Linked DNA regions of Mus musculus: regions 2 and 3 are each linked to region 1. The links are chromatin contacts, found by Hi-C in ENCODE. All regions are on one chromosome and are shown on one strand. Each heading gives the region's core, a stretch centred on a gene start or an enhancer-like site at or near the end of the contact. The rest is flanking DNA. Distances are from core to core; before and after follow the strand shown.

What was found. A loop is a pair of places that touch in the nucleus more often than their neighbours do.
Region 2: a loop to region 1 is called in a map of heart, with 2.5 times the contacts of the local background. The contact joins the enhancer-like site here to the promoter of Arid1b in region 1. A Hi-C loop is called at or near these places in 1 of 37 maps with a recorded cell type or tissue (heart).
Region 3: a map of adrenal gland shows a loop between it and region 1 (3-fold over the local background). The contact joins the enhancer-like site here to the promoter of Arid1b in region 1. A Hi-C loop is called at or near these places in 1 of 37 maps with a recorded cell type or tissue (adrenal gland).

Annotation. Positions count from the first base shown.
Region 1 is chr17:4,992,985-4,996,805 of GRCm38, forward strand. Arid1b (AT rich interactive domain 1B (SWI-like)) reads left to right here and starts at 2,090. Exons shown (of 20, transcript NM_001085355.1): 1 at 2,090-3,508. The coding sequence starts at 2,111.
Region 2 is chr17:5,247,486-5,251,306 of GRCm38, forward strand. The region is part of intron 5 of Arid1b (AT rich interactive domain 1B (SWI-like)); the gene reads left to right. Among named protein-coding and RNA genes, the nearest start is that of Gm34854, 25 kb to the left of the region's middle. Within about 2 kb of position 1,987, at least 2 of the 3 ENCODE cell types and tissues checked have a DNase peak (open chromatin) inside an H3K27ac peak, as active enhancers do; they include heart, where a contact is called at or near this core.
Region 3 is chr17:4,864,166-4,867,986 of GRCm38, forward strand. No RefSeq gene overlaps it. Among named protein-coding and RNA genes, the nearest start is that of Gm34507, 42 kb to the right of the region's middle. Within about 2 kb of position 1,634, at least 1 of the 3 ENCODE cell types and tissues checked has a DNase peak (open chromatin) inside an H3K27ac peak, as active enhancers do.

The DNA.
Region 1 (3,821 bases), core at 840-3,339:
TCCATTTAGTCATTACTACAGCCCACTCAATATCTAGAATTTTCTGTTTAGCCATGTAAAATATTTACACTTGGCCTAGCACACAACCAAGGCAATTGACATAAGCTAAAATAGTTTTTTCAAGCGGCTAAAGAATGATTTTGGAAAAGTACAGTGCACCGGAATCTAGCATATTCCTTCAGCCTGACCTCTGGGAAGCTTTGGTTTCAAATGCGTTCTCTCACACAAATCAGTCCACTCTAGCATAACTGAGCTGTTGCTTAGGTAAAGAAGTCTGGATACCAGAGGCAGTCAGAGATTAGTTACTCCATGATAATAATGTGTAAAACATTATTCTGCTAAAACAATAGGCACCTTTTAAAAACTGGGCAAGTACTGCATATTTCTGCTTTGGGATTAGACTGTTTGCATTATTATTGATTTTATGTTTATTAAATACATCTATTTGGTTTTGTTTCCCATTACTTAGAAGTGAACTCATATCAAGAGGGTTAATTGCACACATTAACCTCTGAAATATGATGAAAGTCGTCCTTAGATTTATGAAGACCCAAGATAAACCTTAGCCGGCACTGGTTTTGCACCAATGGTTAAACGTCCCCTGAATGCTGTGTGGAGCTAACACTACACACTCGAGGACACCCAAACGCATTATAAGAAAAATACTCCATGGGGAACGCTAGGAGTTTTCATACCTACTTCCGGTGCCTTTAAAAAGAGTTATATAAACACCACCTTAGATCGGAGTGGTGAATCATAAGCAATTATTGAGTGCCTGCTGTGTACACGGCACAGCAGTCTTTGCTGCTTAACCTTCACTTAAGTCTTTCATAATTTCTCAGTTGGATGAAGTTGTGGGAATTAAGCCGATGGCCTGAAATTCAGGCGCAGAGGCCAAGGTTGTGAAAAATTACATAACTCCTGAGAGAGACCGAGTGCTTTTGCCCGGCCTGCCTGAGTGTTTCTCTTCTCCACCGGCTCCTCGCCACCTCTGAGGCCCAACAGACAACTTTGCTTCCCAGCCCCTTCTCCCTCTTTTGTCTGCTCTTCAGACTCGTTTTCCACCTTCGTACCGCTCCCTTTAGACGTGAAAACAAACACAGGGCCGCGCGCGGGTTGGCAGGGAGACCGGAGGCACGAGGGGACCGAGCAGCTTCGGGCCCCGAGCGCCGGCAGCCGGTTCCCCCCCCCCTCCCCTCGCTCCCCCGGGCCGGGCCCTCCGCGCCAGGCCGGGCGAGACCAGCCGGGTGAGCGGGGCGAGCTGGCGGGCGAACGTGCGCTCAGCGGCGGCGCCCGGGGCCGAGTCCAGTCCGCGTTTTGCGAGTGCGCAGCAGCCCTCGGAGAGAAGCGGATAATAGTTGCTCCGGCTCGCTCGGCTCCCTCACGCCGCGCTGGGCCCGATTAGGCTCAGGCAAGTCGTGCATTTCCCCCCCCCCCCCATATCCGGGTTAGAGAGGGGGGAAAAAGAGAGAGAGAGAGAGCGAGCGAGAGTGAGGGAGGGAGAGAGAAAAGTTTCATTGCAAGCGGAACTAAAAAACTTTCCGCCCGTTCAGGCCGTAGCGGGCGCGAGCCCCCGAGCGCAAAGGCGCGCCCCCGGCGGGCGGCCCGGGGCTGCGGGGGGTGGGGTGGGGAGGGCACCGCGCTTCCCCGCGGGCCGCGTGGATGCGCGCAGGAGGGGCGGCCGGCTGCGAGTGGGGACATTGTCTCCCCCCACCCCGCCCGGCCGCGCCACGCCGCGGCGATCATGGCCGCGCGGGCAGCAGCGGCGGCGCGGGCGCGGGCGGGCAGCGGCGAGCGGCGGGCGCCCTCGGGGCCGCGGCCGGCGCCCGGGGCCCGGGACCTGGAGACGGGCGCGCGCGGCGCGGTGGCGGCTCCGGGCCCCATCCTGGGGGGCGGCGACGGCGGCCTGAATAATGTGCACCACCACCCCCTGCACCCCCGTCACGACCTGAACATGGCCCATAGCGCGAGCGCCGCGGCGGCCGCCAGCTCCAACAGCGCGCAGAGCGGCCGCTCCGAGGCGGCTCTCAAGGAGGGTGGAAGCGCCGCCGCGCTGTCCTCCTCCGCCGCCGTCGCGGCCTCTTCCTCCTCGGCGGGCCCCGGCTCGACCATGGAGACCGGGCTGCTCCCCAACCACAAACTGAAAGCCGTTGGCGAGGCCCCCGCTGCACCGCCCCATCAGCAGCACCACCACCACCATGCCCACCACCACCACCACCACCATGCCCACCACCTCCACCACCTCCACCACCACCACGCACTACAGCAGCAGCTAAACCAGTTCCAGCAGCCGCAGCCGCCGCAGCCACAGCAGCAGCAGCCGCCGCCACCGCCGCAGCAGCAGCATCCCACTGCCAACAACAGCCTGGGCGGTGCGGGCGGCGGCGCGCCTCAGCCCGGCCCGGACATGGAGCAGCCGCAACATGGAGGCGCCAAGGACAGTGTCGCGGGCAATCAGGCTGACCCGCAGGGCCAGCCTCTGCTGAGCAAACCGGGCGACGAGGACGACGCGCCGCCCAAGATGGGGGAGCCGGCGGGCAGCCGCTATGAGCACCCGGGCCTGGGCGCGCAGCAGCAGCCCGCGCCGGTCGCCGTGCCCGGGGGCGGCGGCGGCCCAGCGGCCGTCTCGGAGTTTAATAATTACTATGGCAGCGCTGCCCCTGCTAGCGGCGGCCCCGGCGGCCGCGCTGGGCCTTGCTTTGATCAACATGGCGGACAACAAAGCCCCGGGATGGGGATGATGCACTCCGCCTCTGCCGCCGCCGGGGCCCCCAGCAGCATGGACCCCCTGCAGAACTCCCACGAAGGGTACCCCAACAGCCAGTACAACCATTATCCGGGCTACAGCCGGCCCGGCGCGGGCGGCGGCGGCGGCGGCGGCGGAGGAGGAGGAGGCAGCGGAGGAGGTGGAGGAGGAGGAGGAGCAGGAGGAGCAGGAGGAGCAGCGGCAGCGGCAGCAGGAGCCGGAGCTGTGGCGGCGGCGGCCGCGGCGGCGGCGGCAGCAGCAGCAGCAGCAGGAGGAGGCGGTGGCGGCGGCTATGGGAGCTCGTCCTCGGGGTACGGGGTGCTGAGCTCCCCGCGGCAGCAGGGCGGCGGCATGATGATGGGCCCCGGGGGCGGCGGGGCCGCGAGCCTCAGCAAGGCGGCCGCCGGCGCGGCGGCGGCGGCGGGGGGCTTCCAGCGCTTCGCCGGCCAGAACCAGCACCCGTCGGGGGCTACACCGACCCTCAACCAGCTGCTCACCTCACCCAGCCCCATGATGAGGAGCTACGGCGGTAGCTACCCCGACTACAGCAGCTCCAGCGCGCCGCCGCCGCCGTCGCAGCCCCAGTCCCAGGCGGCGGCGGGGGCGGCGGCGGGTGGCCAGCAGGCGGCCGCGGGCATGGGCTTGGGCAAGGACCTAGGCGCCCAGTACGCCGCTGCCAGCCCGGCCTGGGCGGCCGCGCAACAAAGGAGTCACCCGGCGATGAGCCCCGGCACCCCCGGACCGACCATGGGCAGATCCCAGGTAACCCCCGCGCCCGGCCGGGCCTGCTTCCGCCCGGGCCTCGCGCCGCGAGCCCGACTTTCTTTCTTCGCCGGGTACTTTTCCCGGCGGTTGGCGGGGGTGGCGGGGGCGCGGCGCCGCCGGGCCGGGGCCGGAGCTGGCGGGGCTGGGGAGCCGGGGTGTCCCGCGCCCTTGCTGCGCGCTGCGCTCCCGTGCCAGGCCCGGGACGGGACCTCGGTGCCCCAGGCCGCGCCCGCCCGGGGAGGGCTCTCGGGGCAGCGGGCTCCGGGGCCCGGCTTGACTCCGCCGGCGCCCACGGTGTGCCCTGAGTGGG
Region 2 (3,821 bases), core at 737-3,236, 250 kb after region 1:
CATCTTGCCCCGGTGCCATTACCAGGTCTGCTTTCTACTTACCTCCTCCCTGTTTCTTACCTTCCATTAAAGGCCAGAGCAAAGAGCGTCCACCCTCCTTGTAGGTAGGTTGCGTGGGTATCATTTTGGTTACGTTGTGGAAGTGTTTGCTGTCGATGTCCTCTTATAGCCAATTTGGTGATGTTTTGACTGTGACAGTTTCCTAAGTTATAGTCTAAGAGCTCCTTGCAGGGTTTTAAGGAGAATGGCTTTTGGACATACAAATATGTGCCATATCTGATCCCCTGGCTCTGCCAAGCGAGTCGGCACCAGTCCCTGCACTGCGGACCCCTGAGAGGCCTGTGTGTTGGCTTCACTGGCCTTGCCTCACAGATTACTAGCAAAACTCAACTTCCGTTGACCACCAAGGGTTCTGTCAGCTTTTTCCTGCCCATGCTGTACGCGCAGCCAAGGTTGAAGACGGGGAGCGTGGCTGTGCAGGGCAGGTGGCAGGCGGGGCGGGTCCTGGCCCGATGGACGCTTCTGGCCCTTTGATTGCTCGTGCTGCTTCTTTGGCTTTGTTAATGACGTATAAGGGCATGAACTTCGGGGTCCTGCTTATGGCTATTTTTGGTTCTTTGTCACTGGCCTGCTGTGTGTGAAGTTAAGTCACTCTAATCTATCTGTAGATGACCACTGATAGGTTAGAACAAATAACATAAACGTAAATATTCACATGAGTGCCTCACCAAAGGGACATGGCTTCCTGGCCGTTCCTGTGTGGTGCTGGTTTTTATTATAGGAAGATTAATCCAAGGTAGATCTTCCTACCCATGAGAGCAGAAAGGACAGAGTTGTAAGGCTCCTGGTTTTGTTTTCTTTGTGTTGCTTGGTTTTAGGTTGTATAAGCATTGCTATGTGCTTACCTGATGGAGGTGGCTCACCCATTTTCCCCTCTAACTGCTGGCCAGATGAGAATGAGGGCTTTGTGAGGTAGGTCAGGAGTCCAGTGAGCTTGACAGAAGAGCCTAGTGAGGAGGACCCTGTGATCAGTCCTTGAGAGCTGTCCTCTGCCTCTCTCTGTGCATTCCTTTCTCCACGGTAAGCCCTGCTTCCCTCTGCTGTGCTCCTGCTCGCTCGCTCTCCTCTCTCCCCCCCCCCCTCTCTCACACACACACACACACACACACACACACACACACACACACACACACCTGTCCTCTGTCCAGGAGGTGACTGGCATACCGCTGCCTGACAAAGGCCTCTAGTTTCTGTGCTTTGCAAAAGTTTGCCAGGATAGAACTTCCAAAGGAAGCTTGGCCAGAGCTGGCCTGTGCTAGATGAACTCCAGTTCTCTAGAGTTCAGCTCATTCCAGAGTCTGTCGCCCCAGCTCCTGGAGAATGAGTTGTTCATCTAACGTGCCCTCAGACAACAAATGCACATGCTGTGATAGTTAAACAGCCCCAGCCCCTCCTTAGCACGATATGAAATGGCACCCAGGTGGGCTTCCAGAGCTGCAGATAAAAACAAGAAAATATTCTAGGCAAAAGACAAGTTTTCTTAATTTGACATTCACACAGCAGATTCAGAAAGGATGCTAACCGGGGGAAGAGAAAGATGGATGGCAGTGAGAAGCTGGTCGTGGGCCAGAGCGAGCAGGAAGGGCGTTAGTGAGAGGAAACGATAAAGGTTCCTGATGTCGTTTGTCAAGATTAGTGCCTGTAACATGAACCACAGAGTGTGCAAAACATGTCTCTCTTTTGTTTAATCCGTTCTGCCTAGCTTTTTAAATCTTTCAAGCCTCAGCCCAAGCCCATCCATCCCAGTAAATATATTTTCCGTGGTTTAATTTACCCTTAATAAGACTCAGGGTATATTACAGGTTTGTTTCTGTGTGTAAACATTTCCTGCCGGCTTTCTCTCGGCATTGCCAGCATAGGCCACGCACACTGCTGCAGGGACATCATTGCCACGCATGCGCTGCAGGGACAGCACCACTGCCCTCCCTGCTGAGCTCACGTCTCAGCATCTATCACGTGCTCCGTTTTGGCTTCTCTGGAGGTAGAAATTCCGTGACAGCTTGTTCCAAGGGGGATGCATGCTGCTTATTGGCAAACTGAGCAAGCAAAAGAAAAAAAAAAGAAACACACAGTGTCATTGATATATCCATGTTTCTAATCTGTGGTTACACAGAAAACATGAATTCAGCATTTCTACAAACTCAGAAAACTTAGCCAGTGTTTTTCCCCTTACAATGTAAAATATTTGTGTGTTAAACAAAGCAATAATTTCCTATCCTTTCCAAATGATGCTTAGCAGCAGTGAGGGAGACAGGCAGGGCTTCTGGTTTTGAGAGACGGTGTGCAGCTCGAAGAGCTTGGTGAGGGAAAGGGCACTGTTCAGCCTCTCCTTAGCAGCCTGTAACCCTTCATGCCAAGCTCCACCGCAGTATGAAAGAGCTCACTAGACCCGGTCTGTCTGGCATTCACCAGATGAATGTGGTGGCTTCTCTTCCAAAGGAGCACGTCTTCTCTTCTTCTACCACATTTGAACTTAAGCTTTGTTTCTTCCTCTTCCTCCACATTCAGCGACCAGGAAGACACAAGAGCTTCTGCTCATTTCCACCTGACCTTTCTTCCCCTCTCGGATCCCTCCCAAGCCGCTAGCAGCCTCGTGCTTCACCACCCTCCTCCCCCATGTCTGCTTGTGCCTGTGTCTGTGTGTTCTTCTTCACTGCAGTTATCTGCTGTAGTGAGAGTCACACACCTTGCTCATTTCTGGAGCTTGTGGACTGTCACCGCTGCAGCCGTGCACGCAGCAGCATACTGCCTCTGTGGACTGTCACCACTGCAGCCGTGCACGCAGCAGCATACTGCCTCTGTGGACTGTCACCGCTGCAGCCGTGCACGCAGCAGCATACTGCCTCTGTGGACTGTCACCGCTGCAGCCGTGCACGCAGCAGCATACTGCCTCTGTGGACTGTCACCGCTGCAGCCGTGCACGCAGCAGCATACTGCCTCTGTGGAAGGGGAGGCATTGACCTGCTGTACTGAGGACTCGAGACGTGAGGGGTACAGTGCTTTTATGAGCTAATGGAAGCAGAGACGAGGAGAGTGTCCGAATCCATTTGGCTACATTTCGGGAAATGGTGGCTAAATGAATAGTGTCTAGAGCTGGTGTGTTCTTAGCTCTTCCGTGTGAGTGTTCTAAAGGAGCAGGCCATTGGTCCCGAAGGAGCGAGCGTTCCTTCTACTTCCCTGTCTCCTGCTCCGCTGAAGCTGAGGACTCTGATGTGTTGATTGATTATAGCCGTTAAGCCTAGTACTAATCAGTTTCATCAGTTACTCTCATTCACACACGTGCACCTTTGATTTCTCTTCCACGACGGGATGATGTGGGTTGTCATTGACTAATGAAGAGCAGAATTGATTTCGGCACGAGACAAACGGAATGCCGACACCAATCCTGAAAGGCATTAATCTTTAATAATTCACATCTGCATGTTTATAAATGGTATACCCGGGGATTGTTAGTGTTGACATTCTCTCTTCCAAACAGAAAGTGACACCAGGATTTGTACTTGCAAACTGCTTTAAATGCACATTGCAGAATGCCAGGGTGTGACCTTGTGAAGGCTGCCAGTACAGTGCTGCATGGGGGCTTCTGTTGCACTTCAGATGCTGCTGCTTCAGGTGTGTCCTGTGCCAGGCCCGGCAGCCCGGCTGCCCACGGCCTCCCTGCCTTCCTTTATCACCACTTGCCTCATTCATTCCACAGAGCAGACTGTGGACATGTTTCTAGGACCATAGGGAAGTGCACTGGGCCTGCACGCGGAGAGTAT
Region 3 (3,821 bases), core at 384-2,883, 130 kb before region 1:
TCTGTGGGTACTGTACGCACACAGTGCACAGACATACAATCAGGCAAAACACCCATATATGTAGGATAATAATTTTTTAAGAAGATTGCTATTTAATCAATGGTAAAACAAAAACTTAAAACTAAACTTTAATCCTTAGCAAATTAGTGTTCGGCTGGCCAAAAGTGCATCTTTGGGGACTGATGATCCTGGGTAGATAAAGTCACCATGCAAGTAACCAAGAGACAGATGGAGGATCGAGGTATCAGTCAGGCTACAGTGGCTGGCCAGATGAATGCAAAGGAGGAGAACTGGGGAGCCGTGTGAGACCCCATCTGCCCAGGAAAGAGCTTCGGAGAGAACTGAGCCGCAGGAACAGGGCTCCACTCCCATCTGAGCAACCTCACCAATTGTTCAAGAGTGTAGTCATGGACACAATGAATGAAGTGTGTGTCTAGGTGATAGATCTATCTGCTGCAGCAACATTTGACTCTTCCCTAATTTTGAAACTTCTGACTCTGGGCCCCACTGTGCACAGATACAGCCAGCATCAGAAATCTGCCCACACTTCAGCCTCGAGGATGGAACAAGGCATCAGGAAAGGCAAACCAATTCTCTTTGTCTGCTGTATTTATGCTGTGCCTCAGAAAACCAATAAGTCTGTGACCTTGTCCTAGACACACATACGTTCTTTTAATGGGCTTCCTCCTCTCAGGCAGGAGCTCAGCATTGGAAGGGAGGCCAGAGTGAATTTTCCTTTTTGGAAACACGTAAGAGTCTCCTTTCCCAGCTTTGTTTGGTTGGTTGGCTAATTTGGTTTGGTTTCTCCGTTTTTCAAAGCACACATGTGACAACAAACCTCTTTCTTCACACGGTGATATTAGCAAACCCGTACACACAGTTCTTCCTCCCAGCACCGCTGGCTTGGTTTCATCTAGCCATAGACAACCTGCCGCTGAGCTTCAGGCCAATTCCGATTCTTATCAGCGCCATTAGAGGTACCATATTTCTAGCCGTGTTCCTTTCTGACCCCTTGACTACCCTAGTCACATGGATATATGGATAGACAGAAAGACAAATAATGAGATCCCGCAAGTCAATAGCTTCTCTCAATCTAGTGCTATAATTAAGAAAACCCTGCTTTGATTTCCCTGCCCCTACATAACTCTTGTTTGGGGCTGAACACTATTGAAACTGATTTATATCACAGCACGCTATGAAAAAGGCTTTAGACACACAGGAGCTTAGCCACAAACGTGTTTAATTTATATGTGTGTGAATACGCTCCAAGATTTCGCTCGAAGGCACCTACACGCAGACAGGACAGAGCCCATACATGCTTTGTGCCGGACTCTGCTCTCACCAGACACCTGCTGTGTACCTGGCGCTGTTCTGGGGCCACACTTTCAGGGCAGAGAAAAATGGTAAACCTGCTGGAACTCCGTGCTGTGTTTTCAGACGGAAAACCCATCCTTTCCTCCCTCCACCCATGAATCAGTCAAGAACAAAAAGAAACTAGTCTGAATTTTTTTTTCCCCCTTTATTTCCAAGTAGCTTGGGAAGAACCAGGCAGAGAGCCAAAAAGAGGAGAGGTTTTACCGAGGCAAACCACCGCTCTGCTTGGCTTTGATGAGAAAAATAAAGAGCAAAGCGCACGGCGTACAGAGGCTTGAAGGCTGTGCGTAGGAAAGGGGTGTTTTTACGGATGACTGCCGTGGGCAAAACAGCAGATCTCATCAAAAGCAGTACACACATGGACGTGCCCAGCCTCTGGGAGAAGGAAACTCTCACAGACTGCTTTTTCTTCTACAGTTCGGCAGAGAATGTAGACAGCCTTACTTTGCATAAAATAGTTTTCACAGCCTCCCATCCTTCACAAGGAGAAAAAAAGGACGAAAGGCCTGATCCCTAAGACAAACCATTCAACCCAAACTACGCTCAGACTTAACATTTGTTCCTCGTGTGCCACCACACTGGGGTGGGGGGTAGGGATTCCCGTGTGCATCCACGATTACATGCAACCAGAAATCAACCCTGACTTGGCAACCAGTGATCCTCTAGCCCCTTTCCCCGCCAGTTTCACCGCCTGTGAGAGTCGGATTCTGCAGCAAGCAGCCTGCTATCTATGCAAGAGGGCAGGGGATGTGGCCTCTGTGCCCTCCAGGCTCACTGGTCCCACAGGAGTTCCTACCCAAGTTCCTCCTCTCATTCCTCCACCACCATCGGCACCCACCTCCCATGGGCTCCAGATGTCATATTTTTGGAAGTCTGAACGCAGACACATGTCTGAGCAAGCAGGAGTGGGTAAGGAATCTGGGAGAGGAAGCAGGGTCGGGCTTCCAAAAGCCTGGGAGGAGGGGAGGGCTCTCCTAGGGAGCGCTTCTACACCAAACACTTAGTAACAAAAGAACAGAGTTAACTAAGGAAGAGCTGAGAGGTACAAATCATATCACAACACCCACGCAGAAAACTCTGGGTGTTAGCATTGTGTCTAAGCTCCACCCCTCAGTTACCTGGCAACAGCCAGGTTGGCCTGACCCACTATAAAAAGGGCTGCTTGCCCCCTCCTCGCTCTCTTGCCGGCTTTTCTTTTTGCTCCAGCTCTGTCCCTTCGCCCCTTCACCCCCTCTCTCCACGTGCTCATGGCTGGCCTCTGCTCTTCTACTTTCTACTTCTCTCCTCCTCCTCCTCCTCCTCCTCCTCCTCCTCCTCCTCCTCCTCTTTCTCTCTCTCTCTCTCTCTCTCTCTCTCTCTCTCTCTCTCTCTCTCTCTCTCTCTCTCTCTCTCTCTCTCTCTCTCCCCCTCTTAACTCACCTCTCCATGCCCTGAATAAACTCTATTCTATACGATACCATCATGTAGGGGAAGGGATGCCTTGGCATGGGCCCGCTGAGGCACCCCCTTCCCCCACACCTCACCACACCTCCATAGAACATATCCCCTCCTCTCTTTATCTTTTTATAAACACATCACTGGGTATTAGGGGAAAGATACCAGCTCTGTCGGGAACCTTTCAAAGATCCCAGAAGATAGTATCTTAAACCTACTCCAGGCACAGCTGTTGTCCAAGTCTCTGTCTACCTCTCCACCTGCAGGTAATCTCCAAGTCTTGGCACATGCCCGCACCATGCTGGGCTTTGTGGGTTATTCCGCTCACTTCTCATGGCACCTCCTTTGGCATCTGTACCATTACTACACCACTGCTGCAGACCAGGGAAAGAGCTTGCCCAACTTAGCCCAGCCAACACAGATCAGAGCTTTAGTGGGCAGCCATGTGATCCAACTCAGGCCTATTCACCTTAGACCGTGAGGCTCCTACCGGGTTTTAAGGAGCAACCAGGAAAACTGAATACATTTCTACCCTCAAATATGAAAGCCAACTAGTTTAAACTCTTATCAACCCTGTAGAGTGAAGGTATACCCAATTGTCTAGTCAGCCTTATTTAGCAGATGTCAAAGCAAAAGGAATACAGAAATAAGGTTCATAAGTGAGCAAAATCCCTATTAGAAAATTAAACTTATGAGGTAAGGCTATGAACTCAATGTCTTTTAATTGCACTAAGATTGAACATCTAGGATGAGCCAATTCAGCCAATGACAAGGGAGGAGAGCTCACAGGGGTAGAGCCTCCTGCTCACAGGAGGGTATTCTCAAGTTTCTCTGTGAAGCTTGTCGGTTCTCTCCTTGTGGACGCCAACTTATCCCTCTGGTCTGAATCCAGATTCCCCACCCTGCCTTGGACTCGTTTCCTTTCTGTTTAGCAGAGATAGACGTGGTTTGTGAGGGTTTTTTTTTTCTTTCCTGCTTCTTTCCTGTTCACATTCACCCCACTTCTTTCCTCT